2 separate regions of the Mus musculus genome follow, and region 2 is linked to region 1. Evidence: chromatin loops called from intact Hi-C (ENCODE). Cell type or tissue: left cerebral cortex. All regions are shown on one strand. Each heading gives the region's core, and the rest is flanking DNA. Links, peaks and the distances in the headings are about the cores only.

Region 1 (10,204 bases), core at 5,054-7,553:
AGCCATTATGACCATCACTACAAACGTCAGCTTTTAATATTACCAGTAGTTGTCTGTAAGGATATAACTACTGTGTGTACATTGAGAACAAAAATGGTAGTGGATCATAATCCCAGTAACTGAGAAGTCTGAGGCAAGAGAATAAAGCTACAGGGTAGACCGAGCTGCCTGTCTCACAGTACTAGTCTCAAACAGACAGTAACAACACTCACATAGAGAATCCACAGGGCTCCCTGGAGGAGTCATGTTGTATGTCAAAACTTTTGGCTACAAATGACTTATTGTCTAGTCAAGACTTAAACAGAGAACAATCACAGACACCTGCCCGGTGTTACACAATCGGAGGAGACATTTTGATCAGAGTAAGTGGGCCTTGTAGAGTCTAGAGTTTTCTTCCTCAGGACCAGGTATAGCAGGAGAAAGAGACAGAGACAGAGACAGAGACAGTGTGTGTGTGTGTGTGTGTGTGTGTGTGAGAGAGAGAGAGAGAGACAGAGAGAGAGAGAGAGACAGAGAGACAAAGAGAGACAGATAGAGACAGACAGACAGAGAGATGAGACAAAGAGAGACAGACTCTGTGCCTCCCCAGAGCTTTGCTCTCCCTTAGTCAGAGCCCTGAGTTTTCCTTGATCTCTTAATGGAACTCATGGCTAAAAGATGTATAAGACCACCCCACATCCATTTCCCTTCTCTCCTAAACTGTTAGAGTTTCCCAGCCTGCCTTTCTGAAACCTCCAAGGGATGGTCATGTCTGTCAGACCCAAATAAAGCCAAAGATGCCCAGGAGAGACTCCGATGGCTGATATGCCTCACTTTCATTGAATTGCACATCACCAGAAAGGCAGGAACATACATGGCTGCCCTCTGAGGCCACTGAGGATTTCATATGTGTGTAGTGGTCAGTCATTCAGAATTTGGGACTCTTGGGTCTGTCCCATGCAACTGTGGCCAAGGGGCCAAGAACTGAGACATTTGTTTTCGGAGACCTGAGCCTCTCATCTGTTCTCAGGAGGAGATCTTGAGATCATGGTAACTCTTGCCTGAGCAGATGACAGAAAGAGAAAGAGAAGGGCCTGTGCTATAAATGCAGACTCACTCTCCAGCCACCCAGACCATCAGCACCGGCAGCCTCTGATCTACAGTCAGCACAATCACAAGGTCAACAGTAAACACTGTCCTGGCCATAAATACCCCTGAAGAGCTTTAGTCATTGTCTTAGTCAGGGTTTCTATTCCTGCACATACATCATGACCAAGAAGCAAGTTGGGGAGGTTTCTTTTGTTTTTTGTGTTTTTGTTTTTTTTGTTTTTTTTGTTTTTTGTTTTTTTGTTTTTTTTTTTTTTTGAGACAGGGTTTCTCTGTATAGCTCTGGCTGTCCTGGAATTCATTTTGTAGACCAGGCTGGCCCCAAACTCAGAAATCCACCTGCCTCTGCCTCCCGAGTGCTGGGATTAAAGGTGTGCGCCACCATGCCCCTAAAGTTGGAGAGGAAAGGGTTTATTCAGCTTACACTTCCATACTGCTGTTCATCACCAAGGAAGTCATGACTGGAACTCAAGCAGGTCAGAAAGCAGGAGCTGATGCAGTGGCCATGGAGGGATGTTCCTTACTGGCTTGCTTTCCCTGGCTTGCTCAGCCTTGCTCTCTTACCAGCCCAGAGATGGTCTCACCCACAAGGGGCCTTTCCCCCTTGATCACTAATTGAGAAAATGCCTTACAGTTGGATCTCATGGAGGCATTTCCTCAACTGAAGCTCCTTTCTCTGTGATAACTCCAGCTGTGTCAAGTTGACACAAAACTAGCCAGTACAGTCATAGATTAGGAAGTAGGGGGTGGGGGATTACATAAAAAAGGGGGGCTGGGGTGGGGAGAAAGCTGGATGCCTGTTAGGGCTAGGTAGCTTCAAGCATCCATCATGGTATAACCCCTGCCCCAAACCCAATTTGCTGTAGACTCAACAAATCCATGGAAGGGATGAAGTAAAGAGTGGAGAAGGTCTTTCTCACACCTGCAAAACCAAAAAAGAAATCACCTCTTTTTAAAAGGAGGTGCTGGGGGTTAGTCTAATCCTTAGAACATGGCTCACTTACTAATTCTTTGCTAAAATAATGCAAGAGACAGACAGACAGACGGTCTCACCAGCTCTTTGGCCTCTCTTGCCTTAGATAGTTATCTGCCGCACTCAGGTGAAGGAAAGGAGAGCAGGACTCCTCCAGGCACACTGCCAGGAATGTCTTAGTCACTGACGTCCTTGTAAATGTGGACCAATAAAGCCACCAGGGGTTGTGTTGGGAGGGCCAGGTCTGTGGGGTGAGGGTGCCCTGGGGAGCCCTCCTGTTGGGCATGTATGCACTTTGGTTACTGCAGGCTGCTCAGAACAAAGGAGCTATGGCAGAGACCCGCAAAGCTCGTCGTGGGAGGGAGTTGCCTAACAGTGCTGTACCTAAATAAAGAAGGCCACCGTGTGCCTGTGACTGTGCCACAGAGCCTGATAGTCTGCATTTTCACCAGGCAGAGGGAGGACAGGGGTGGATACAGACTCTGCTGTCACCCGAGGGACAACTTCCAGAAGAGCTCGCATGAATCATCCAGCACACAGGCACACTTGCGACAATTTATATATGGGTGCTGGGGGTGGCCAGATGTCAGCTCGCAAAAGCTGAAATGTTAGGTGCGGAGTTGTTGGACCCCATGTGTCTAATCCTGTCCTTTATTGTGGATGTGTAATTATTTTTCTTCTGCATGTGTATATTGTGGTGTGTGTGTGTGTGTGTGTGTGTGTGTGTGTGTGTGTGTGTGTAGGCACACATAAAGGTCAGAGGACAACCTTGGGTATCAGTCCTTGTCTTCTACCTTGTTTTGAAGCGGGGCCTCTCTTATTTTATCCACCGTTCTATGTTCTCCAGGCGAGTTGGCCTGTGGACTTCCCGGGGATGCTCTGTCTCCAACTCCCATCTTGCCCCAGGACAGGTGCATGCTACCATTTCCGTTTTGACCTGGGTTCCAGACATGAGAAAGAACTCAGGTTGTCAGGCCTGTGGGACAAATGTTTTACCTGCTAAACCATCTCCTCAGCTCCTTTATTACAGATTCTTTTAGCTCCTTCTATGTGAAACTTTCAGTAAATTTCCTCAAGATGAGCTATCACTAATTCAAGAAGAAGAGGAAGAAAGAAGGAGGAGGAGGAAGAGGAGGAGGAGGAGGAAGAGGAGGAGGAGGAGGAGGAGGAGGAGGAGGAGGAGGAGGAGAAGAAGAAGAAGAACCAGAAACTGGGGCTGGTGAGATGACTCATCAGGTAAGAGCACTGACTGCTCTTCCGAAGGTCCTGAGTTCAAATCCCAGCAACCACATGGTGGCTCACAACCACCTGTAATGAGATCTGATACCCTCTTCTGGTGAATCTGAAGACAGCTACAGTGTACTTAGATATAATAATAAATAAATCTTTTTTTTTTAAAGAAGAACCAACCAACCAAAAATCAAAAACAAAATTCATATTATTTTAGGGGTGTGGCTAATATTAGTAGCTAATGAAAGAAAAAAGATAATTGGATATGGCCACAGATGTAAACTAACATCAGATCTGCTATACCATCAAAATGGGAATCTAAATGTCCTCCACATGCCCGTGTATTGACTGCTTGGTCTAGTGTAGCACTCTTTGGAGGTGGTAGAACCTTAAGAAAGTAGGAGGTAGAGCCTTGTAGAAGGAACTTAGGCCATTAAGGTATAACTTTGAATGGAACGTTGGGACCTTGGCCTCTTTTCTGACTGCCACAGGATGAGCAGACCTCTCTGCGGCACTCCCACCCTCTGCAAGATGTACAGGGCCCTGGAACAATGGGGCTGAGTGACCACAGACTCAGAAACAGTGAGCAAACCGACCTTCCCATTGTTGTCTATCTCAGATGTTTTGTAAGAGTAACAGAAAGCCAATGAACACAAAATCCTTCCCACAGCTGTTTTAGTTTTTTAAAACCAAGCATTTTTGGCTCCAGGAAGCAGAGTGAATTTGTGTTTATAGCTGATATTTGGAGCAAAGAGTTGGAGCCCAGCCCTCCCTCCCTCGGCCTGCTCCTCCTCATTTGGTACCTGTTTTAGAGGCAGGAGATGGTGGTAGGAGGGGAATTGATTTGACAGTCAGTGCCAGTTCTGACTTGCAGATAAAGGGAAGAACTGTGTGGAGCACTCAGAGGCCCTGGAGTGTTTGATTTGCAGCACCAAGATGGACAACAAGGATCTCACGCCGACGCACTGAGCCACAGGGCCAAGGCTATGGAACCAAGTTCTCCCCGGTCTTTGGAGCTACAGATTCCAAGCCTTCAAGAAAGAACAATCGAGCTGGGCACACACCTTTAATCCCAGCACTCGGAAGGCAGAGGCAGGCGGATTTCTGAGTTCGAGGCCAGCCTGGTCTACAAAGTGAGTTCCAGGACAGCCAGGGCTCACAGAGAAACCCTGTCTTGAAAAAAAAAAACAAAAACAAAAACAGAAAAGAAAAGAAAAGAAAAGAAAAGAAAAGAAAGAAAAGAAAAGGAAGAACTATTGAGCCAGGATGGAAGACCTCCCTTCCTCCATCTTAAAAGACTCAGGGTCCATGGCTATCTCCACTCAGATGTAATGTAAGGGCAGATCACGAGGGGCTGTAGCTATGGGAGTCTGGACTCCATATAATGTGGTGTTTTGTCCATATGAAATATCTTACTGTGATCTAAAAATCTAAACTCCATCAGCTAATCAAGCCACAGATGTTTGGTACAGTTTTGCTGTCAACGAAATGCCCTGTTCTGAAGACATTGTCTTTTTGTGTTGAGCTGGGTTATAATCAGAAATAAATGTATAGAGACATGAGCCTAATGACTCAGGCCTAGAATGCTGGCTACCAGGGGGGCTGAGGCAGGAGGATTGCAAGTTCAAGGCTAATGCAGATGTTGCAAAGGGCTGGAGTTTCAGCTCAGTGGTGGGCAGGACCTGCTTAGCTTGTGCCAAGGCCAAGCATTTGTGATTAGTTCCTTGCTGATAAAGCAGCAGGCAGCAGGCACCGTGGACTTGTTCCAAAGACTTCCATCATTGATATTGAAGGTTAGTATAGGCAGAGTCACAAATGAAGGTGAACTTAGACAATGAGAATGATTGCCAGGCAGTTACGTGAGGCCCCAGTCTGCAAGCATAACAGAATATCATTAACAGTGTCAGGGATTAGTTCTTGCCCATGAGATGGGTCTCAAGTTGGGCCAGTCATTGGTTGGCCATCCCTCAGTCTCGGCTCTGTCTTTGTCCCTGCAATTCTTATAGGCAGGACAAATTTGGCCTCGAAGGTTTTGAGGGTGGATTGGTGTCCTTATCCCTCCACTGGGAGTCCTGCCTGGCTACAGGAGGTGGCCACTTCAGGCTCCATATCCCCCAAGACTAGGAGGCTCAACTAGATTCACCCTCATAGGCTCACTGGAGCCTGCCACATCCCAGGTCCTAGAGAGTTCCTCCCCACCCCAGGAGCTAATTAAAACAGATGCGGAGACCCATAGCTAAACATTAGATGGAATTCAGGGAGTCTTGTGGAAGAGTTGGGGGAAGGATTGAGGGACCCAGAGGGGACAGGGACTCCATAAGAAGACCAACAGAGTCAACTAACCTGGACCCTTGGGGGCTCCCAGGGGTTGAACCACCAACCAAAGAGCATAATGGGCTGGACCTAGGCCCCCTGCACCTATGTAGCAAATGTGCAACTTGGTCTTCATGCAGGTCCTCCAATAACTGGAGCAGAGACTCTCCCTGACTCCATTGCCTGCCTGTGGATCCTGTTCTCCTAACTGAGCTGCCTTGTCTGGCTTCAGCAGGAGAGGATGCAGTCCCATCTGTGCCTGTGATGGAGATTAGTAATGACAGTGCCGACAGCCCAAGGACAGGCAGGTCTGTTCTGTGTGTCCCCTGACACTTGCACCATAAACATCGGCCCCCTTCTCCTTTGCAAGAACTGCCCCCACGTAGTGTAGGCTAAACATGCGAAACGAGCAAGGCATCTCTGTGCAGCAAAGTGTCCCAATCTCTGTGCCAGCTTGAAGGGAGTACCTATTAAGTGGAGGTCATGAGCACACGACTAAGCTGCTGTCCAGAACCAAAGGGCAGTGATGGAGGTCTGCCTGGTTGCAGCTTACCCTGGGCTTACACGATCGCTCGTCTTCCCAAGTAATTATTCCAGCCTCACTTCTAACCTCACCTTCCCCAGAAGACAGTCAAGTCTCTCCTGTCACCTACTGACACTGTAAATGCGAGATTCTTTCATGTGTTGGTTATTTTCCACGCTCAAGTGTGATTCACGGGTAGGAGGCCATCTGTCTCTGGTATGTCCCTAAGCCTTAGATGAGGGCATGAAGGGATAATAAGAGCCTGAAATAAGAGGCAGAGGTGGGAGGAGGGGAGGAGACTTGCAGCCGAGGGGATTGGTGTCGTGTGGTGCCTTGCAGGGTGTGGGTGGTGAGAGAGGAGGAGGGAAAGAGACATTTGGGTCTCTTGCTTGGGCAGCTGGCTGTGTCTGCACAGAATTGGGAATTCGAGAGAGCCGGGTTTATGGGGTCTAGCCAGGGATGTCAGTATCAGGTATGTTTTGTTTTGTTTTGTTTTGTTTTGTTTTGTTTTGTTTTTCTGAGACAGGGTTTCTCTGTGTAGCCCTGGCTGTCCTGGAACTCACTCTGTAGACCAGGCTGGCCTCGAACTCATTTGGGAACATCCCAAAGTAGGAGACATGAGACAGTATGCTGGAGCATTTCTATCAACTGGACAGAGCTAAAGTCATCTGAGCGGAGAGAACCTTCAGTAAGAAAATTCCTCCATGAGATTCGCCTGTTAAGACATTTTATAAATTAGTGATTGATAGGGGTAGGGGCCAGCTCATTGTGAGTGGAGCCATCCCTGGGCTGTGGTCCTGGGTTCTATAAGAAAGCAGGCTGAAAGCAGATGCCCTCCCACCTCCATGGCCTCTGCATCAGCTCCTGCCTCTGGATTCCTGCCCTGTTTGAGTTCCTGTCCTGACTTCTTTTAGTGACGAACTATGATATGGAAGTCAAATCAACCCCTTCCTCTCCAAGTTGCTTTTGGTTATGGTGTTTCATCACAGCAATAGAAACCCTAAGAAAGCCGGGCGTGGTGGCACACGCCTTTAATCCCAGCACTTGGGAGGCAGAGGCAGGCGGATTTCTGAGTTCGAGGCCAGCCTTGTCTACAGAGTGAGTTCCAGGACAGCCAGGACTATACAGAGAAACCATGTCTCAAAAAACAAAACAAAACAAACAAACAAACAAAACCCTAAGAAGCTGATACCAGCATAGTGGGGTATTGCTGTGAGAGACCTAGTCATGTTTGGGGAGGATTGTGGAAGGACCTTGGAACTTTGGGCTAGAAAAGCCACTGAGAGAGAATTCAAAGCTTGGTGAGCTATTCTGTGGGAGCTGGGAAGAAAAGAATGTGGAAAGCCCTGCAGACAATGGAGGCCTGGGTTGTGAGTTCCAGAGGGAAGTTTGAGAGTCACTTAAAGACTTATAGGGTATGTTTGGTATTTTGAGTTGAGAATCTGTGGTTTTGGTTAACTGAGGCTGAAGAATCAGCTGTGGGTAACAAGAGACTAGAATCACAGAAGTAAATAAAACCCTTGCTTTACTGGGATAGTTGATGCCTGTCAGCCGGAGCTAAGAAATTAGCAATGATTGAGAAGAATCCACCATCACTGAGGTGAAATCTGGGAAGTGTTTCCTCAGGGTCAGCACGCAGAAGCTGTGTTCCAGAGGCAACCAAAGTTGTACCTTTGTGCTGGAAGCTGAACTTTATAGCATAAGAGTCTCCCAGGTGTATGGGTTTTGAAGGCATGAAGGGGTCATGGAGGGCAGCTGATGCTTGACATTGTGTGGCAGGGTTGCAATCCATGAAGAAAGACCAAGAGAGGCTATTGGTGGAAGTATAGCCCAGGTGCACGAGTCCCCAGCATTTTGGAGATTCATGTATCATAGGCTGACCGCCCAGAAGAGCAGCAGGGGTGGAATGGAGCCTGCCAGAGTTTAGATGACAAGCTGTGTGTGCTGCAGAGGGCGGAGCTGGAGAAGTGACCCAAGGTCCTTGGAGGAGTCCAGAAGACAGTGAGTGAATCCCAGCTATTGGACATGGAGTTATATACACTACACTGTTGGAGTTTGCTTTGAGCTGATTATAACTGTGTCCTGGTTCTTCCCTCTTGAAGAAGTGTATTTAGCTTTTTTTTTTTTTAAGAGTCCGTAGTTGAGAGACTGAATTTTAAAAGAGATTTTAGATTTTTTAAAAGAGACTTAAGTTTTTAAAGAGATTTAATTTAATTTTAAAGTGTTTGAAAATGTAAGGACTGTGGGATTTTTTTCAAATTTGTAAAATGTTTTATATTGTAGTGTTGCTAATGTGTGATCTTGGGAATGAACAAGAAAGGACAGCTTGTTGCTTAACAGTGATAGGTTTGTGTGTCAAGTTGACAAGGGGTCAGCTTGACACAGACTAGACTCATCAGAGAGGAGGGAACCTCAAATAAGACATGCCTCTAAAAAATCAGGCTGTGGGCAAGCCAGGAGGGCATTTTCTAAATTAGTGATTGGTGGGGGAGGGTCCAGCCCACTGTGGGCGGTGCCATTCCTTGGGCAGGTGGTCCTGGGTTCTATAAGAAAGCAGTCTAAGCACGCCATGAGGAGCAAGCCAGTAAGCAGCACCCCTCCATGGCCTCTGCGTCAGCTCCTGCCTCCAGGTTCCTTCTTGTTTGAGTTTCTGTCCCGACTTCCTCCAATAATGGACCATGATATGGACGTGTAAGCCGAATAAACTCTCTCCTCCCCAACCCGGTTTTGGTCACGGTGTCTCCTCAAAGCAATAAAACCCCTGACTAAGACGGTGAGATGGGCTGACTAGAGTATAGGAAAAGACTCAGGTTTAGCAGTCATCAGAGAGTGATCAGCAAGAGGACATGGGGAAGAGGGGGAGTTACGTCTGCAGCTGGTCTTTGCTACTTTGTGGGTTCTTTTTCCTACCCTCTCTTCCCCCCTCCCAGGTTCACCCCCAGTCACTAGATAGGAGGAGAAAGGCAGAGACAGAGAGATCCCTGAATCTCATCTCTTTCCTTTTGTTTATTCTTTGAGCATGGCTACTAACGAACCACAACCAGCCTCCGTGGGCTCTAACATTTCTCTACCCTCTGAGAAAGTTTCCAGCTTTCCAAACGTCACAGAATCGCAGACACCATCTGCAGCTGGCAAAAACCACGCCTCTGCTAACGTATGATGCAAATCACAGTCAGCTGCTATGGACGGTTGGAAGCAGCCCCACAACCCCACACCTGGAATTAAAACGAAAGTACATTTTTATAATATGTATGGCTTTTTAAAAAAGAAACCAAAATTCCAGAATTCTCATTACAGCTGTCTCTCCATGTCCATGGCTGGTACTAAACCTCTGGGGTGCTCTGTTTTTTTTGTTTTTTTTTTTTGTTTTTTTAGTAGTTTCCCTAGTCATGACCTGTGCAGGAGCCCCAAAAAGCAGCCACTAAAGCACAGTTTGCAGAGGCCTCAAGACACTTCCCCTCCCCTGGCCTCTGGAAGGAAAAGAAAAGGCCCAGCCTTGGGGCCAGGGAGTACGTGCTGACGGCTGCTCACCTTGGGCCTGGGGCGGAGAATCTCCTCAATACAATGTGTGCAGGAGAGCCAGGAGCCAAGCTTCTCCCAATACACAGGGTTCACTTGGAAGACTGTTCCTTGCCAAAGCACAGGACACTCAACACAATCTTCAGGCCAGCAGGGATGGCCCTGTGCTGCTGATGAAGAGGATGTATTTTCAATATCAATAGATTAAATTTATTAATAAAGAAAGAAGATTAGAAACTTAAAAAATCAGTGAATGATCCAGTGGAGGGGTCTGTTCAGCTACACCACTGGCTCATCCCCAGTGACTGAGGCCTGAGGGCTTCAGTGAGTGCTTGAGACTGAGGCTTGCATGGTAACTCCAGAGTCTGACATCTGTGAGGGGATTGAGAGGTCCTTTCAGGCTGCTCCCCAACCCTGGGTTACAATATTCAGGTCTTTGTACTTGCTGTTCTCTTGTGGCCACCCCATGATGATCCCATGGCTGTCCTGTCCAATTTTGTGTCAAACATCACCTTCTCAGTGGCAACATTTCTTTTTTTCTTTTCTTTCTTTCTTTCTTT
Region 2 (10,204 bases), core at 4,401-6,900, 84 kb after region 1:
CTAGCTTCATTTGCCCATCTTCTGTCTTTCCTATCAGGACAGAGAGCCTCTGCGTACCATACCGCTCAAGGATGTTCTCAAGACTCACGAGTGTCTGGTCAAGTCTGGGTAATTGCCTCTTCTTATTCATCTTGAGGAGAGCCTTGGTTTGTCATCTTGGAATTTTCATTGGTTACCCTTTTTGAGGCTCTGTTGAAGAGCCTTCCCTATAGAGCAGTGGTTCTCAGTCTGAGGGGAATCACAGTCCCTTTGGGGGGGTATCAAATGACCGTTTCATAGAGGTTGCCTAAGCCCATCAGAGAAACACAGATATTTACATTATGATTCATAAGAGTAGCAAAATTACAGTTACAAAGTAACAGTGAAAATAATTTTATGGTTGCAGTCACTGTAGCATGTATTGAAGGGTCACAGCATTAGGAAGGTACAGGACCACTGACTTAATGCCTCATAACTGCTCAGAGTTAAGGTCGCACTGGACAAAGTACCCTCTTCCCATTTGCCTACTCTTACTCCCATGATGCCTGTGTGCTGACTCAGACAGCAGAGAATGGCGCTTAGGTGCCTCTCAGGCAGTAGAGTCAGGAGTCAGGTCCTGGGTGACAGAAATGAAGGAGGCCTGACCCTTCCCCTGGCTTCACACCCTACCCTAGGCTGAATTTCTCAGGCCTTTCCTCCCTTGTTCTTGATGTGCCCATTAACATAGGGGTGACTCACAGCCTCCCTGTTGCTACCACTTGAAGGGCAGAACAAGTATTTTTAATTTGTTCCTCTTTCCGCTAGGAAAGACACCTTCTGAGAGCCCTGCGTAAGATGATCCAGGAGTTGACAGGAGAATGTCCCATCCCCGTTCCTAAATTCAGATGCTTGTGGAAGTGAATCTTAATAGAGTCCCAGCATATCTTTTTGGGCATGTGTTTATAGTCTGTCCAGACTGCGTGTTTGTATCTCTTCTTGCTGTAGGTCATAAGGGGGTCTATCAATAGTAGGGCATCCTGCTCTCCAGAGAAAGCATAGCACAGCCCTACATAAACACACATGCTATGTGATCCAGTGAAGCAGGGCAGAGATGCTGTACTAAGAGTTTCAAATGGCAGTTGGGGGGTGGGGTGAGCAGAAGACTGGGGAAGCCCCTAGGGATAATTTGTATTTTGTGAAAGTAGCCATAGATAGACATTGTCCCGAGTGTGGCTCTAGAGGGCAGAACTCAGCATGAGAGATCATGAGAGATGCCCAATTGCTCCTGACCCTGGAGGGCCCATGTAGATAGGAGGCTACTTGGACATCCGAAGGCAGCTTGGAGTGGGAGGATAATGTTCAGCCTGAGAGTCTTCTTGAAAACTCCCCTTACCTCTAACTTGACCTGCGTCCCACTGAACTTGAGTCGGGAGGTGAAGTCCGTGGGGGAAGGTTGTGGCTTTGTGGCCTCAGCTCTGTTGGGTGGTGTAGCCTCTCTGGGACCTTTGGGGGGAATTCAGGACGGTTGTAAGTAATGAAAGCTGTGCATTAGATGACATTGAAAACAGCATGCACCTGGGGCAGTGGATGGAAAGGGGACAGGACTCCCTCCTTGGTTGACTTTACCTCTTCAGTGGACTCTGGGACTTACCTGCGCTCGCATGAATAATCTAGAAGGTTAAAACATTGAGCACTATGTTAGCTGGTTTCCTATTGCTCTTCAAGACACCATGACCAGAAGGTGAACTGGGAAGGAGAGGACTTTTTTGACCTACCCTTCCATGTCACTGTTTATTATTGAAGGACGTCAGGACAGGAGCTCAAACAGGCCAGGAATCTGGAGGCAGGAGTTGAAGCAGAGGCCATGGAGGGCTGCGGCTTACTGGTTTATTCATCATGGCTTGCTCAACCTGCTTTCTTATAGAACTGAGGACCACTTGCCCAGGGGTGGCCTCAACCACAATGGGTTGGACTCTCCTCCATAAATCACTAATTAAGAAAATGCCCTACAGGCCTGCCTACAGCCCAATCTTATGGAGGCATTTTCTCAATTGAGGATTCCTCCTCTCAGATGGCTTTAGCTCGTGTCAAGTTGACAGAAAACTATTCAGCACAAGCCTGGAACAGAGCTGTCCCTACTCAGACGCTGAGCAAGTAGAAGTAATAGTTGGTAGGATGTATTTCGAGTGATCTGTGTGGTTCGAGCTGCTTCCGATGGCCTTACGGATCTGCTTAGTCAGCATCTTTTTTGTCTCTGTGTACCCTACCTTGGCTTAAGTCATGTCCCTCCTTTGCTCGGAGGGCATGTCACTCTGTTTTCATTCTCTGACATTTCTGCCTGGGACTAGCCCTTCCTTGGCACAAGACTCTTGGTTGGCATGGAATGCCGTCTGACCTGCATCTGGTCTAGCCTCCTCAGGTGCTTTCTTCTGGTGGTAATTGGGCCTCGACTCCTTAGTCCCTGTAATGACTGGATGCACACAGCTGGCCTTGGCCATAGAAGACACATTCAGTGTGTTTGGAATTATGTCAGCACCACCTGCTCCTTGCCCTGCAGGAGCCAGGAATTCGTTACTAAAACCCACACCCAAGATTAAAGCTTGTTTTTCTTTTTCTTTCTTTTCTTTTCTTCCCTTCCTTTTTGACACTGTAATGATTACAACATCTTCTCTTCCTCCTCCTCCTCTTCTTCCTCTTCCTCCTCCTCCTCCTCTTCTTCTCTCTCATTCTCTCTTTGAAGCTTATTATTTTTATTTGTTTGTTTGCTGTTAGGCACATTATCACTAAGCTACATCCTAGCTCCAGAAGCAGATTTTTTTTTAAATGAAGGAAACTAATTTTAAATTTATTTTACATTAACATACAGAGGAATAGGTTTCATTACACCAGTTTCACACATACCTTATTTTTGCTGCCCCTTGTTCCCCACTCTTTGTCCACAGTTATCCCCGTTCTGCACCCCCCCATCCCTTCACAGTTCCCTCTCTTAAAACTTTTTTGGGTCAGTTATTTGCTTATTGATTTATCATTAATACATGTGGATGCATGTGCACATGTGTGGGTGTGGAGGCCAGAAGACAACTTGTGGGAGTTGGTTCTTTCCCTCTGCCATGTCAGATGAGGTGGCAGTTAGACAGGCCCTTTACCCGCTGAGCCACCTTGCCAGCCCTCACAGTCCCCTTTCTAGTTTCACAGCCCTCTATTCCCCCCTCACATGTATGTTTACTCACGGATAAAAATTGGCATGCGAGAGAAAACACATTAGCCTTTTCCCAGCTCAATTATGTTGCTTATGCTAACAATTTCCAGGCTGGAGAGATGGCTCAGAGGTTAAGAGCACTGACTGCTTTTCCAAAGGTCCTCAGTTCAATTCCCAGCAACCACATGGTGGCTCACAACCATCTGTCATGGGATCTGATGCCTTCTTCTGGTATGTCTGAAGACAGCTACAGTGTACTTACATATAATAAATAAATCTTTAAAAAAAGATAATGATTCCCAGTTTCTTTTATTTTTACACAAACTCCATGATTTTTTTCTTTTTCCTTTTCTTTTCTTTTTAAAAAAAGATTTATTAATTTATTTTATGTATGTGAGTACACTGTAGCTGTACAGATGGTTGTGAGCCTTCATGTGGTTGTTGGGAATTGAATTTTTTAGGACCTCTGCTCACTTCAGTCAACCCTGCTCACTCGGGTCAGCCCTGCTCGCTCCGGTCAACTCCACTCCCTCAGTCCTTGCTTGATCCGGCCCAAAGACTGATTTATTTACTATACATAAGTACACTGTAGCTGTCTTCAGATGCACTAGAAGAAGGCATCAGATCCCATGACAGATGGTTGTGAGCCACCATGTGGTGGCTGGGATTTGAACTCAGGACCTTTGGAAGAGCAATCAGTGCTCTTACCCGCTGAGCAATCTTGCCAGTCCTCTTTTTTCTTTTCTTTTAAAAGTTATTTTTTTTAAATATCTATGTGTATGTAGACTATCTGTGTAAGTGTGTTCCACATATGTGCTGATACCTGTGGAGTCAGAAGAGAGTGTCAGAGGCCCTGGAACTGGAGTTACAGGAGGTTGTGACCCTTCTGATATGGGTGCTGGGAATTGAACTCAGGTCCTCTGGGAGAGCAGGAAGTACTCTTAAACGCTAAGCCAACACCTTTATTTTTCTTTACGACTAAACAAATTCTATTGCATCTCACTTATCTGCTGATGGGCCTCAAGGTTGATCCTTTTCCTTGCTATTTTGAGTAGTGCCAGTAATTGCCTGGGGTGTGCAAGCATCACCCTGGTAGGATGTAGAGTCCTTTGGGCATATGTCAGGAGTAGTATAGATGGCTCATATGATAGTTTTATTTTTAGTTTCTTGAGGAACCTTCGGACTGATTTCCATAGTGGCGGCACTAATTTACACTCCTCCCCTTAGTGAGTAAGGGTTCCTCTTTCCCTAGCCAGCATTTGTTATCTTTCTGCTGTTTCTGACTGGCGTGAGATGAAATCTCAAAATAATTTGAATTTGCATTTCTCTGATGGCTAAGGATGTGACCGGTTTCCTGGGAAGCACTTCTTAAATTCAGCTTCTGATTCTCAGTTTCTGATTCTCTTCTCAGCTCCTTGTCCCCTGGGCCAGGGCAGCAGGGCAGAGAGCAGGAACTCCGAGCTGTGGGCGGAGCAGCTGCTGGGGGGCAGGACAGGGTGGAGTAGGGAAAGTCACTGCTGGGGGCGGGGTGGGGGTGGGGTGAGGACGGGAGGAGACGGGGGGGGGGGGGGGGGCGGGGGGGGGGAGATATGGTGCTGGCTTCCTTAGAAAAGGAACATTTGGACTCAATGGGTTCTGATCTCCAGTACCTCGGACAGACATAGCATTTACAGCCGCTGAGCCTCGGGCTGCCTTATCCACAGGAAGGAGAAAGTCTTGAGTTGCATTAGTGGGTGACCGTGAAAACTGTAGGAAATAACGTGGAAAAAAAAAGTTCTCACAATGCTTAGTGTAATGGTATCTCTCTCTCTCCTTGCCTAGTGATCTCTTAATGAGGGACAACCTGTTTGAAATCATAACCACCTCCAGGACGTTCTACGTACAGGTAAATGTCCACCCCCAGACCAGCGTTTCCTCTCTGTGAATGTGAGTGGATGCCTCCGCTCCCTCCAGCACCCAGTGTCCCATCTCATTCTAAGGAGGGTGTTGGTTAGATGCTTCCCTACCCTGGGATACTACAAGCAGGTCTATCCGCTGTGCGGGAGGTGCGGGAGGATGCCAGCCTCTGTAGCAGCTGCACTGGGCTGCAGAGCTCCAACTAAGCAGAGAAAAGGAGAACTGGTGGATGGTTTCACTTCTGCTCTGGAGGGTATTTATAAGTCCCGCCTATGTATGGACATTACTGTGTGCAGACAAGACAGAAGCATAGAGGGCCCTTTGCCGGCACAGGTGCACAGGCAGCCTGCACAGAGAAAGCCATTGTTTGGCCTCTGACAGTTCCCTTACCAGGACCTTCCCCCCACCCCCAGATCTGGAGCTCTCCCAATCCCTATGAGGTCACAGCAGCTAGCAAGGCAGATTTCCAAGCAGCGCAAAGACAGCTAGAGCCAAGTCCTCCGCCTGGGCTGCCTAGAAGACCACAGAGCCAGTACAGGGAGAGGCTGATGTGAGATTCTGAGCCTTAAAATTCGCAGCTTTCCCGCGTGGGGTTTTAGGAACATCCATCTCCCTTTTTTCTCTTTCCCCTACTGAATTCCTCCCACAAAATGATGGGGCCTCTCTTCCATTTTTTTTTTTAAGTAACAGGTCTGTGTCTTCACTGTTTTCTACTTTATGCCAGCAGCCTTGCTGATAGCCTTGGGCATCCTCGAGCCATTTTCATTGAGAGAAGCATATTGTCTAGGAAGAGATGGCAGAGAGGAGGCTGGATCATGGGGAGAGGGTCACCTTGCTCTTAAATCTAAAATCCAGTTTTCTCCAGTGCTTCTTCCATTTAGATGCAAGGTCTAGCTTGTGCTTTCGAGGAAGTTTCTAGTTCTTTTTTTTTTTTTAAAGACTTATTTATTTATTATATGTAAGTACACTGTAGTTGTCTTCAGACACCTGTAATGAGGCATCAGGTCTCATTACAGATGGTTGTGAGTCACCATGTGGTTGCTGGGATTTGAACTCAGGACCTTCAGAAGAGCAGTCAGTGCTCTTAACCTCTGAGCCATCTCTCCAGCCCCAGAAGTTTCTAGTTCTTGCCGTTGATATTTGTAGGGTATAGTCAAGGGTCTAGGCATGGCCTGAGGTTGGGTACATGGAGTTAGACAGAACTGATCTTGAAGCTAAGTGTCTTAGTTAGGGTTTTACTGCTGTGAACAGACACCATGACCAAGGCAAGTCTTATAAAAAAACAACATTTAATTGGGGCTGGCTTACAGGTTCAGAGGTTCAGTCCATTATCATCAAGGTGGGAGCATGACAGCATCCAGGCAGGCATGGAGCAGGCAGAGCTGAGAGTTTTACGTCTTCATCCAAAGGCTGCTAGTGGAAGACTGACTTCCAGGCAACTAGGATGAGAGTCTTAAACCCACATAGTGACACACCTATTCCAACCAGGCCACACCTCCAGATGGTGCCACTCCCTGGTCCAAAAATATACAAACTATCACACTAAGTAATCAGGCAGCTGAAATCACATACATGACTAAAGGATTCAGGAGGAGAGGGGGCCAGGCAATGGAACGGCTCCATGGCAAGGGCCCAGGAAAGAGAATAGCTGCAAGGGAGGCTGCAATGCTATGGGCAGAGACTCACTGCCCTGCCTGCTTCCTTAGCAAGCTTATATCTGGTCCATAGAGTTGCAGGTAAGATAAGGACAGAAAGACACAGCTCTTGGACTCAGACAATTTATTTAATATTCAGAGTCTCCGTATGTGTGTAAAATGGAGATGAAAAACTCAACCCAAGCCCTTCTGATGGCCCTGAAGTCTATTTGATCCCAGGCATCATGAAGGACAGATAAGAAAAGAGCAATGCAGGACTAAACAGGCCAATGTGAAGGCCGTGGCGGACAGTCCTTCAGAAGGGCTTACCTTAGATGGATGAGGGAAAGTGACGAATTTGAGACATATGGAAGAGGTCCACTCTCGAGGACTTGAGAGTTGGTTGTGTGAAGGGGAAGGGAGAGACACATAAATCCCAGGGCTTTGGCTTGAGTTTTGCACTGGTCGGTGACAGCTAGTAGTTACTTTCTTGGTAATATGGAGGAAAAGCAGCAGCACTAGGGTGTATTGCGTACTCTTCTGTTACCATGATAAAATACCATGACCAGAAGCAACAAGGGAGAAAGGGTTTGATTTAGCATATGGTTCCACAGGGATTGAGTCCATCAGGCAGGAAATATATGCCATGGTAACAGAAACAGGAAGCAGAGATAGGAAAGGCCTATCCCTAGTAATGTGTTTCCTCCGGCAAGACTCCACCTCCTAAAAGTCCTATAACCTCCCCTAACTGTGAGTGTCACCAGTGGGGGACCGGATAACATTGGGGACCAAATGGACACCATTTCTCATTCAAACCATGCCATAGGGGTAAGTACCGAGTTTACCGTGCTTCTGGAACATCCATTAGTACACCTGGTGATGATCATTGCCTAGATGGTACTTGATATGTTAGTGCTTGCGGTGTGATCATACTCTGAAAGCTGCACAGAGGGTAGTGACTTGGAGACAAAAGGCTCAACCGAAACTGTTCAGAAGATATTCTATCATCCAAGAGGCACCAGCACTTCCCCGGGCCCTTACCAGTTCTCTATTCCTTCCCTTCTGTGCTAAAATTTCTAAGGAAGGACATTAGCATCTCCCTGAGTACATACATGAGGGAAGGTCAATCCATATGTAACACATGGGACAAAGAGAGTGGTGTGTTGGAGAAGTATGGATGAAAAGCTAGGGAACATATTTGTTGATTCACTCAGAAGTCACACTATAAACCTGTCTTAGTTAGGGTTTTACTGCTGTGAAGAGACACCATGACCAAGGCAACTCTTTTAAGAACAAAATTTAGTTGTGGCTGGCTTAGAGGTTCAAAGGTTCAGTTCATTATCATTAAGGTGGGAGCATGGCAGCATCCAGGCAGGCATGGTGCAGGAGGAGCTGAGAGTTCTCCATCTTCATCTGAAGGCCGCTAGAGAAGACTGACTTCTTAAAGGGTCTTAAAGCTCACACCCACAGTGACACACCTATTCCAACAAGGCACACCCACTCCAACAGGGTCACACCTTCTAATAGTGTCACTCCCTGGGCTGAGCATATTCAAACCATCTTAAAACCCATGACGCATTAACAAAATATCTTGTAAAATTATGATCCTTCATAATTTCAAGAGTAGTATTGCTTTCTATTTCTGTGTATCTCTTTAATGGCTGGCATAAAGGCCAACATGAATCCCGTTCTTGTTTCAGCCTGGAGTCTGTGTCCATGTGTCACTTTGAGGAGTTTGAATCTCTGGTCTTATACAGATGTGTATTTGGACGAAGAAATGATTTCAATGTGTCCATTTATGTTATTCAGGTCTGTCTCCTCTCTCTCTCTCTCTCTCTCTCTCTCTCTCTCTCTTCCTCCCCCTTCCTTGCTTTCTTCCTCCCTCCTTTCTCTCTCCCTTCCTTTCTTTCTTTCTTTCTTTCTTTCTTTCTTTCTTTCTTTCTTTCTTTCTTTCTCTCTCTCTCTCTCTTTCTCTTTCTCTCTGTCTCTCTCTCTTCCTTCCTCCTTTCCTTTCCTTTCCTTTCCTTTCCTTTCCTTTCCTTTCCTTTCCTTTCCTTTCCTTTCCTTTCCTTTCCTTTCCCTTTCTTTCTTTCTTTCTTTCTTTCTTTCTTTCTTTCTTTCTTTCTTTCTTTCTTTCTTTCTTTCTTTCTTTTTTTCTTACCAGAACTTGAAAAATAGTGATTTCTTAATATTAGGTGCAATGTGGAGTCTGGAGCCTTATCCATACATTTGCCTATGCATAGCTGGGTCCATTGATCACCATTTGAGTACATTCTTCTTACCCATAGTTTGTACTCATGCTTTGGAAAATACCCCTCTCACTGAACCGCTCTCACCGAGCTGTGCTGATCCCTGAAATGTTGACATATGTTATTATGTAATATTTTTTAAGTCACACTCATTCATATCACTAGCAGAGTCTTTGAGTATGGAAGGATGTGAGCTCATGCAATGAGAGGTGGGTTTTATGAAATTCTGTTTTGCTTTAGGAGCTCAGTGTTGGTTGTTAGCAAAAAGAAATGATGCTATTCCCTTGGTGTCACCAGCTCATTTTTGATACAAAGTCTGCTAAATACTTGCCTCTAAATAAACTAGACTCATAGTTTCTATGTCAGTGGCTTGTGTTACATAAAAATAACCACACTTCCTGGGAACGGTGGGGGAGCTCTTTTGCTTCCACAGTTTGTTCTGTAGGGCCAGAGATTTGTGTCCACTGAATGCAAGTGACTTTCTGACCCGTGTCCTCAGTCATGCATAGTATGTCTGCATGAACCTTCTGTCTATCATCAGGATCTAGGAGAGTGAGACCAGCAAGCAGGGCAAGGCAGAGAGAAGAGCTCTGGGACTGGACTCTGATGACCCTGATGTTAGATGTTTGGGCTTAGGCTTAGGCTCAAACTATAGCACTTTTCGATTCAGGAGAAGCAGCTGTGATTAATTAGGCATCTCTGAGACACTGGTGAGCAGTAGCTAGCTGGTGGTGTATCGCTTAATACTCTATAACCCTGGCCTCATCTCTAGTCTGTCCACGAGGAGACAGAATCTTCAGGCGTAAATGGACCACTTAGGATCATAAACCCAGTTTGAGAGGTACTTGGTATTCAAGCAAGACTTGCTTGTGTTCAGAATGGCCAGGCCCAGAACCTAAGCTATAGAGCAGTGGTCTTTAACCTTCCTAATGCTGCAACCCATTGATACAGTTCCTTGTGTTTGCGGTGGCATTCTTTTGTTCCTACTTCATAAGTGTAATTTTGCTACTCTTCTGAATCCTAATGTAAATATCTGATATGCAGGATATCTGATACGTGACCTCCAAAGGGGTCACGACTCACAGGATAAGAACCACTTTGTAGAGGATGCAGTGCAGTGGACACAGGGGAGTGAATATAGCCACCACCAGAAAAATCTGCCTTTGTCCAGCTTATGGCCACCGGGTATGTTGGATAATGGATCACGGTGTCCAGATCCAGGTAGTATTCAGGCATCAAGATGGGTGGAGATGGTGCTGCAGCAGCCT

The links. A loop is a pair of places that touch in the nucleus more often than their neighbours do. Peaks named below come from ENCODE experiments on the same cell type or tissue, not always from the same donor. Only the 100,000 strongest peaks of a DNase experiment are listed, where the experiment ranks them.
Region 2: it touches region 1 in a loop (3-fold over the local background); 7 of 42 quality-filtered maps call a loop at or near these places.

What each region holds. Positions count from the first base shown.
Region 1 is chr8:25,131,738-25,141,941 of GRCm38, reverse strand. It overlaps Gm39143 (a long non-coding RNA gene), which reads right to left. Exons shown (of 3, transcript XR_870257.2): 2 at 9,657-9,814; 3 at 9,277-9,340. Among named protein-coding and RNA genes, the nearest start is that of Gm39143, 7.0 kb to the right of the region's middle. In left cerebral cortex, for the core only: no CTCF peak of the experiment used is centred there; a DNase peak (open chromatin) is centred at 6,427; H3K27ac peaks cover 590 bases.
Region 2 is chr8:25,047,198-25,057,401 of GRCm38, reverse strand. It overlaps Plekha2 (pleckstrin homology domain-containing, family A (phosphoinositide binding specific) member 2), which reads left to right. Exons shown (of 12, transcript NM_031257.3): 9 at 38-108; 10 at 4,979-5,042. Among named protein-coding and RNA genes, the nearest start is that of Htra4, 13 kb to the right of the region's middle. In left cerebral cortex, for the core only: no CTCF peak of the experiment used is centred there; DNase peaks (open chromatin) are centred at 4,486, 4,827 and 5,414; H3K4me3 peaks cover 289 bases; H3K27ac peaks cover 1,324 bases.